2 separate regions of the Homo sapiens genome follow, and region 1 is linked to region 2. Evidence: chromatin contacts called from ENCODE Hi-C or POLR2A ChIA-PET data. All regions are on one chromosome and are shown on one strand. The core of a region is the stretch at or near the end of the contact, and the rest is flanking DNA. Distances in the headings are between cores, read along the strand shown. Region 1 overlaps DTNA (dystrobrevin alpha). Region 2 holds the start of NOL4 (nucleolar protein 4).

The links. Hi-C counts contacts between places; a loop is a spot of excess contacts on that map. ChIA-PET counts read pairs that join two places held with the same protein, here RNA polymerase II (POLR2A).
Region 1: a map of left lung shows a loop between it and region 2 (5-fold over the local background). The contact joins the enhancer-like site here to the promoter of NOL4 in region 2. A Hi-C loop is called at or near these places in 1 of 168 maps with a recorded cell type or tissue (left lung). POLR2A ChIA-PET finds 5 or more read pairs at or near these places in 1 of 52 experiments (HEK293).

The regions. Positions count from the first base shown.
Region 1 is chr18:34,808,210-34,812,303 of GRCh38, reverse strand. It overlaps DTNA (dystrobrevin alpha), which reads right to left. Exons shown (of 23, transcript NM_001386795.1): 6 at 191-345. Among named protein-coding and RNA genes, the nearest start is that of DTNA-AS1, 43 kb to the right of the region's middle. Within about 2 kb of position 2,388, at least 9 of the 41 ENCODE cell types and tissues checked have a DNase peak (open chromatin) inside an H3K27ac peak, as active enhancers do.
Region 2 is chr18:34,223,522-34,227,874 of GRCh38, reverse strand. It overlaps NOL4 (nucleolar protein 4), which reads left to right and starts at 2,962. Exons shown (of 11, transcript NM_003787.5): 1 at 2,962-4,353.

The DNA.
Region 1 (4,094 bases), core at 1,139-3,638, 590 kb before region 2:
TATTATTGTGATCCAGATGTGCTGGGTTTAGTTACTGGCTCAGAGGTCATTTGCCAGAGGCTGAAAAATACAATACAGGTTGCTATCACACAGAATAATTTGTCTGAGTATCTGTGACCTGGAATGACATCTAGAAGGAGAGCAACCACTGTTTGAAAGAGATACTTCCTTAAACATATTTTTCTCCTACCTGTTGGGAGAAACAGGATCTGGCTGACTGTTCTGTGTAACCAAATGAAGGACCTTCAAAAACTGCCGTGGGTAGTTTGAGAACTTCCCGAAGGAATTGGTCATATCGTCCATAAACCATCACCCCACTGGAGTCAGAAATCATTGAGAAAATATCTGATGAAAGGAAAAGGAAAGATATTATTCATCACATGAACATTCTCCACTGTTTTTGTTCAATATATCTGCTACAAATGACAAAAAAGTAGCAAAATAAACATTTTTTATGAAAGAATAATATAAAAGCTAATTTTTATGCTGAAATATTCCTGGCATAATGTTTTCTCTGGTTTCTTTTTGTAGATGATTCTGGCACATAGCAATCACAAGTAATTTGGGTAAAGTTAACATTTTAATGAGAGAGACACTTATTAAATGTCTTTAATAAGACACTACATTTTTGTTTTGAGGTCAACTATTAACTCTCATGTAGCTCAACAAGAGAAATTTTTGTATATATGAGAGAGACGCTGACTTCATTTGAAACACAATGAGAGTTTTACTATAAAGTTGGGGTGTGCGTATATTCATTTATCTAGCTAGAAATTTACCAATTTATATTATCACTAAAACTTTCGGATTTTGGTGTAAGATATTTGAAAATCAAAGACACGGTGAGGATAAAGATGTAATGACAAACACTTGATTAACTTCCTACAGAAGAAGAAAACTTTCTATGAATTACAGTTTTCTGGGTGGAAGGCACTTGATTTACAGGGAAGGGTTTTCTGACTCGTGTAGTGAAGAGGAAGCCTGGTCTTGTGGATGATCAATGAGGTAAAGTCAGGGTCCTGGATCTTTCTCTGAAGGGCCTATGGCTTCACTGAACCACTGTTCTTCAATTTCTGCCACTATGTGCATTTAATGAATATTAATGGCATAATTTCCCAAGGTGTTTTATAATTCCTCTGTGCAAATCACTATTAGAATGAAAGGGTTTGCTATTATATAGTTTGTCACCATGCTAACTAGCTTGTCACCAGGCCAGCACAGCTGCTGGGATAAACTGCTGTGAATGTGCCACCTCTATTCACTTTAGGTTTAATTTTTCAAGGTCAAAATATAATCTGGGAACATTGTTTTTACACCAAAGTCAGATGTTAAGCATATCAGAGGCTTTTATCGGATTATGGTTTTGAGAACATGAATTGACTCTCATTTTCATTAAATACTCCATTTATAAAGGGTTTCCGCTGTTTCAAATAGTTTATTAACCATGAGACTGTAGAGATTCTATCTGAGTAAAAAAATTAATGTACATATTTATGGGCTACAGAGTGATAGCTTGATACATGTGTTCAATGTGTAATGATCACATCAGGATAATGGGCGTTACCTTCATTTCAAACATTTATCATTTCTTTGTATTGGGAATATTCAACATCTTCTCTTCCAGCTTTTTGAAAATATACAATAAAATTTTGTTAACTATAGTCACCCTACAGTGCTATAGAACACTCGAACGTATTCCTCCTACATAGTTGTAATTTTGTAGCCATTAGCTAACCTCTCCCTATCCCCCCAACCTCCTGCAGCCCCCTACCCTTCCCAGCCTCTAATAAGCACAATTCTACTTCCATGAGTTCAGTTTTTTTTTTTTAGCTCCCACATATGAGTGAGAACATGCAGTATTTATCTTTCCGTGCGTGACTTATTTTACTTAACATAATGTCCTCCAGGCTCATCCCTGTTGCCTCAAATGACAGGATTTCATTCTTTTTTATGGCTGAATTGTACTGAGGAGTTTAGGTTGTGTCCAGAAGATGCTGAGGGAGATACTGAAGAATTTAAAGTAGGTCAGTGCGTTAGAAAGTCTATGGGTAGGCGTAGAGGCAAAACAACCAGTTCAGTAATAGAAACTCAATAAATATGCAGTATTTTCCATAATACTAGTCTTTTAAAAAGACTTAAAAAGTCCTCCCCAAAGCTTTAGAACAGCACATGACATACCAGGCTTACAGCATTGGATTTAGAATCCCTTAAGATCCTTAGAACTATCCAGGAGCCCTAAGACAGAAGTATAAACAAATGTTCCAACCCATTAAAACAGCTTATAATTGGGCCAAGAACAATCTGACAAAATAGTAGTGTTATTAGGTAAGTTTATGTTTAGGTTGCCATGGCACATGACTGCAGGGGGCGCCCTTCATCTCCTAAGCTGTGTCAATGATGCTCCCTGGAATTACACAGGGAACACCCTACCACTGAATGGTGCCCTAATTACTGGAAATTATGTTGCAACATAGTGTTGTTTTCTCTTCTAATGCATTTTAAAGCGTTAAGAAAATCAACTTCAAATTTTCTGTTGCTTTCTCTTTGTTTTTTAAAATTTCCGACTTATTTTCAGCCAGTTATTCTTGCTCTGTGTTCACCAACAATAAGGGAGTAGCTGGAACGAGCTAAATATCTCTCAACCCTATGCACAAAAATAGAAAAATTGCCAAACAAGCACAGCTGGCATTTTGGCTTAACGTGAATTAGAAAAACTTTAAAGAAGGGAAAACAAAACCCTCAAGCCTGAAACATTCCATATCCCTTCATTTTACTTTTTCTTATTACAGAAGCAACGTAGAAAATCATGACCTTACCTGTTTTTTTTGTTTTGTTTTGTTTTGATTTGTGTTTTTGAGATGGAGTCTCGCTCTGTTGCCCAGTGTAGTGGCGTGATCTCAACTCACGCAACCTCTGCCTCCTGGGTTCAAGTGATTCTCCTGCCTCAGCCTTCTGGGTAGCTGGGACTAAAGGCATGTGCCACCATGCCTGGCTACCTTATCTGTTTTATCATTAAAATGCAAGCCAGCAAAAGAATACAATAGGAACACCCACAATCCCACTCACCAAGGGGCAGCCACTGGTCTCTGCGGGCAGATTTTGTGGGTAAATTTGCCCACATTCGCTCATTCCATTAATAATTATCACAGAAACTAGAAATATTCATAACTCAGGATATTCATTTTTGACTAGTTAACATTCTGGAGAGATTTTTGTGACCAAATTACCTTTAACTAAATTGTTTTTGGTCAAATTGATTTTAACCAAGTTACCTGGAAACTGCTAAAACCATCTTCCCAGGATTAACTATACAAAGAGTGACTCCTCAGTCAGAGAACCAGGGACACATAAGGGTGTGATTCAGGTGCACTGCTCTCAAAGTGGGGAATGCGATTTATCGGGGTCACACTATCTGTATTTCTACAGAATCTGTGATATTGTGGGCTTGTTTCTGCAGACTAGAAAACTTAGTTTACCTCCAAGGGGACACATGCATTTGTTGCTTCTTTCACTGCCCTAAAGAGGATAGACTTTGGCCACTAGAGAGTGCTTTTTGGAGGGTGATGGGATGGGGTGAGGAGAAAGCACTGTAGCAGTTATACTGTTTCCTTTGAACTCCTGGGCCCAAGAGAGAACTGGAAGGGTTTTCACAATTGTAAAGATCTAATCAATAACTTAGTTATATTTTGAACTTTGTAACTGTGCTGACATTGCTAGTCCCTTACCTACCAGCCATTCCCTTCATCTTTATTTGACCCACATTTGTTCATGGATTGCTCATGGGTTGAGGGAAAGGGATGGCCCTTCTGAGCACAGGAGGTGAAAGTGGATTACACAATGGCCATTGCTGTCATACTTTTTCTCTAACCAGTAATTAGTTTAGTAATTGGTCTGAGACGCCACCTAGGTGATGAGCTGTAAGGGCTTGGGGACCTCTGTAGTGAGATGTGACTCCTGTGACTGTCACCTCCACCAAGCCCCCCTCCCTCACCCTCCACCCTTACTCTTGGAGGAGGATGAAATCTTACACTGAACAAAGCTGAGTGGAAAGACAGCAAACACCAGGACTTCGAGGGCTCAGAATTAGCCTGGTA
Region 2 (4,353 bases), core at 1,713-4,212:
CTACCTTGTCACTGTTTTCTCTTATGCTGCTATTTTTCCCCCTCCCAGCACTTACATAAAGCTCTAATTATTTATTTCTTGCTTTGTTGTCTGCTGTCCTTAGAAGAATTTATGTTCCATGAGATGGGAACCATGCATATACATCTGTCTTGCTGAGGACGTTAACCCTAGAACCTGTGAGAGTAACTGAAGCTTGGTTAATATTTGTTTAATAAAAACCACAATTATTTGAAGGAATGAAAGCTTGTTTATTCTTTGAACATGGATTTTCTGATTACAGATTCTATGTTGTTTGTACTCTAACATTTTGCTGATGAACACATAGTGTTGTGTAAATATTTGTGATTGATAATAAAGTGCAAGATTTTCTGGATTTTTAAAATGTCATTTACAAACTGACCATGAAGTTGGAAGAAATTTTACTTCTATAACAAAAATCATATTGATGATAGCCCACGTTTTGGATTATTTTAAATTAAAATATAAGTTTCACATACCTTTTTGCCTTCCTCTTCCTCTCTTTTCTTCCTCTGCCTGCCAGGCAGACAGGACCCCTGGGCCCAGATTGGGGATTGGCATTCAGAAGGGGTGAAGAAAAACATTTCGGAGAGATATGCTTTGTAGCCAGGCAATTCTGAGGAAAGTGTCCTGGGAACATACCAGGTTAAATCCCAGGCAGCCTGTTCACATGAACCATATAGCTGAGGAAGCAGCTCAGGATGACCCTGAGATGGGGCTGGTCAGACCTGACTCTAGAGAAGTTCAAAGAAGGAAAATTAGTCCAGAGTAAGTTGCTGAAGCAGATTTTAGATTTTTGTTAGGTGCCTACCTTCCTAGGTGGACAAGATATGGTTGAAGGTGTTGGCTCAGCCAGCACAACTAATAATGGGTGCAAGTACAGAGCATATTACACTTTGGGTTCCACTGAAAACAAGAGAATCTGCAGGGCTCTGAGACTTAGGACCCTTGAAATCTTTGAACCCTGTATTCCTTTCCTCCAATGCAAACAGTCTTTCAGTAGTTAATCATTTACCTTTTCTTCTTAAAAAGAATGTATTTCATATAATCTATTTCATTTTGTGGGGTTTTTGTGCTTGTATATCAAATCTAGTGAATACAAGTGGGGGTTGATGACATATTTATCTTCTGGGAGTTCTGTATGTCTAGGGTGTTCTAGTTGCTATGCATTAGGGTGTCAAGTATAGTTATAAATACAATGAACACATGTGTGTGTGGTAAAGCCCTGTCATTTCCTTAAGACGGGGGACCAACTTCAACCAAACACTACCCAGCAAAAGCCAACAAGAATGGACAAAGATTATGCCTACCTTCTTCCTTCCTTCCCTTACTCTTGTTCTCCTTCTTTCATTAATTTATTAACTCAATTTATTAAGCACTTACTGTGCACATTGTTCATTGCACAAAACAAGAAAAAAGACATAAACTTTCAAGGGTTTTCCAATTAAGATTTTATTTGACCAACAAAACATACTCATATGAAAATATAAATAAGGTAAAAGGAGCAGTGTAGTCATTATGATCTAAAACAATATTTTTCAAATTGTAGGTTGCCAGTCATTCTTTGCTGGGTCATAAAATAAATTTTTTTGGTTGGGACTATACTTTACCAAATAATAATAACAAAATCAACAGGAGAGAAAAAGGCAAATATCAGTGTATATTGCAGGTAATAAAATAGATGTTTTCATAAAATTTTTGCAGAACAAATGTATGTATGCACTACATGTCAATGTAAAGTGTATGGCTTACTACAAGACAGGGCTAAAAAATGTTTGAAAGACACAATACAGATGATTATAGAAGAAAGTTAATATTAAGTTGAATGATTAAGGAAGGTTTTTGGAGGCTGAAAGTACATAAATAAAGCTTAGAGGGGATGGGATGCCTTTTTAGATGAAAAGCTGCATAAAATAGTTCTATAATTGTGAACTATAACCATATGAGAAAGTGAATTCTATAGAACCAGCTTATTCTTGAATGACTACCCCAGGACCAATTATCTTTCCAGAAACTTCCAGGAAACACATGACCAATATCTAACTAAATTGAGCTCTGATGCCACAAAGGGAAACTTAACAGAGTTGCTCCTGTGAAGTATACCCCACTAGAAGGGTGGTTCAGGATATCTTCTGTCCAATTGCGTGTTTCAAATATTTATGTATTTAAGATATTAAGATTTTTTTAATGTGAAATATCTAAAGATTCACCTCAATAAATTGAAAGTGATATTTTTCCCCTGAGTCCCTTGTATTAGATTCACTTGTGACTTCATTGGACAGTGTCTTCTCTGAGCTCTATGGTCTAATACGTATTGAACAAAAATTCAAGGACTCAACAACTGATTTATTTTAGCATTTCTTTTTAATACAAAAGAAGGAAATAAAAGAATAAAAGCAGTCGGGGTGGCCTCTGGAGAAGGGGAGCTGTTGTTGCAGGAATCTTGCAAGTTAATGAGAATTCACCCGGGACTCAAGAGGGATGGAGAGAGGGGGAGAAAGGAGATGGGGGAATGGGGTGGGGGGATAAAAACTCTTCCTTTGCAGCTGGCCCTTTCCCTCATTTGTTGCTCCAATAAGCAGTAATTAGGTCCTGAGCTAATGGTGTCAGCTGATCTGCTGTTTTTAGGCTAGACCCAGAGGAATCTCCATGGAAACCCTGCTGGAGTCGTCCCCCCACCTGGATGCTGCGTGCTCCTTTCTGCCACCTGGCTGCCGCCGGGCCCGCTGCTACCTCCTTCTGCCTCTAACCTGCAGCCTGCAGCATGCGCACTGCCCCCGGGATCCCTAAATGGGACAATTCTGCCCGTGACGTCAGCGCCCAGCCGTCTCCACAGAAACTTTTGTCCCATTGGCCAATCAGAGAGCTTGGAAGGGGCCGGGGAGGGTGGGGGAAGGAGAGGGGAGTGGGAGGGGTGGGGGTGAGGGGAGAGGCGAGAGGTTTAGCGTGTGGAGCTGCCTGCGCTCCGCCCGGGCTGTCAGTCCCGGCTCCAGCCGCCGCGAGACCTTCCCGGAGACGCGCGCACACACAGCGCACCCCCTGCACACCGCACACCCTCGCTCCCTTGCTCACACACACGCACACACTCAGCCTGGCCGAGCAGGAGCCACTGACCATTTTGCAAGTGTCAGGACCAGCTACAGCGCGGTGGGCGCAAACATCCCGCTTTCCCTTTCCGGGATTTAGTCTGGGAGACGACGACGAGGGAAGAAGGTGGGCTCGGACGCAGCCCAGGCGCCGGGCACTGGTCGGGCCGTTTTCCTGGCAGAGCCGCTCCCCGGGACGGGCGCGGGCCTCGGGTGAGAGTAGAATAAAGAGGAGCGGCCGCAGCCGCCGCGCGAGGAGGATGGGAACTCCCCTATTTCCAGCTCTGGAAACAAATGGATGGAAGTCCTGAATGGAGCAACTGCTGACTTCATCTGCTTGGAAAAATAGTCCAGAGGAACTCATATTTGGCTACTCAGAGCAGTGGAGGGGGTGTCCATGACGTGGCAGGGGGAAAATAGACAACTGAAACCTCCCGTGTGAACTGCAAACTGTGACCAAGCAAGGGGAAAATGATCTTTCTGTATATATTTTAATTTCGTGCAAAGGTTTTCAAGCATCTGTATCCTAAACTTACTTCTATGTCTTGTTCAGCAGAAACCAGAGGAGTCCTGTCTGGGGGTCCCATCATTATTCGGGATACCCGCCGCCAGCGGCCTGCCTTCGGTTACCCACATCCCCCTGGAACGGATATCTGTTTGGGGCACTACAATCTATCCTGTAGAACTATGGCCAAATCTCCATCAATGCTTTGCTAATTTCTGGGACTTAACTCGTAGAATCTACATACAGGGCTGGAATTTATTCAAAATGCATCTGAAGAAATGACATTTTAAACCGTTTTAAAAAATATCTTGATAAAAAATTCTGTAAAACAGAATTTGATAGGTTTAAAAACATGACAGGTAAGAACTTTCTCTTTCTAGTCCCTTAACACCCGTCGTGGGGAAGGTCAAAGCAGGACCCAGGAGGAAGGAGAGATCCGGGACCCGTGTGCCCTTCGGGGCTCAAAGGCGCTGGGCGGGCGGCTGCTTTCGGGAGAGGCGCAGCCCTCACTCCTGGACCACGGGGCCAGTGGCTGGGGAAGCTTCTGGGGCGCGCGCGGGGAGGCGGCGCTGCGCTCCACCTGCCCAGCCCCGGACGCAGCCCGGGGGCGAGGCGTCTAGGGACCACCCCAATTCAATATTGGGATTTTTAATAAACCAAGGAATGGGATTTTAATTATTGAAAACCCAGCTCCTCTGGGCCAGAATGGTGTTGGGATGGTCCTGGTCACAAAATATTAAAGAG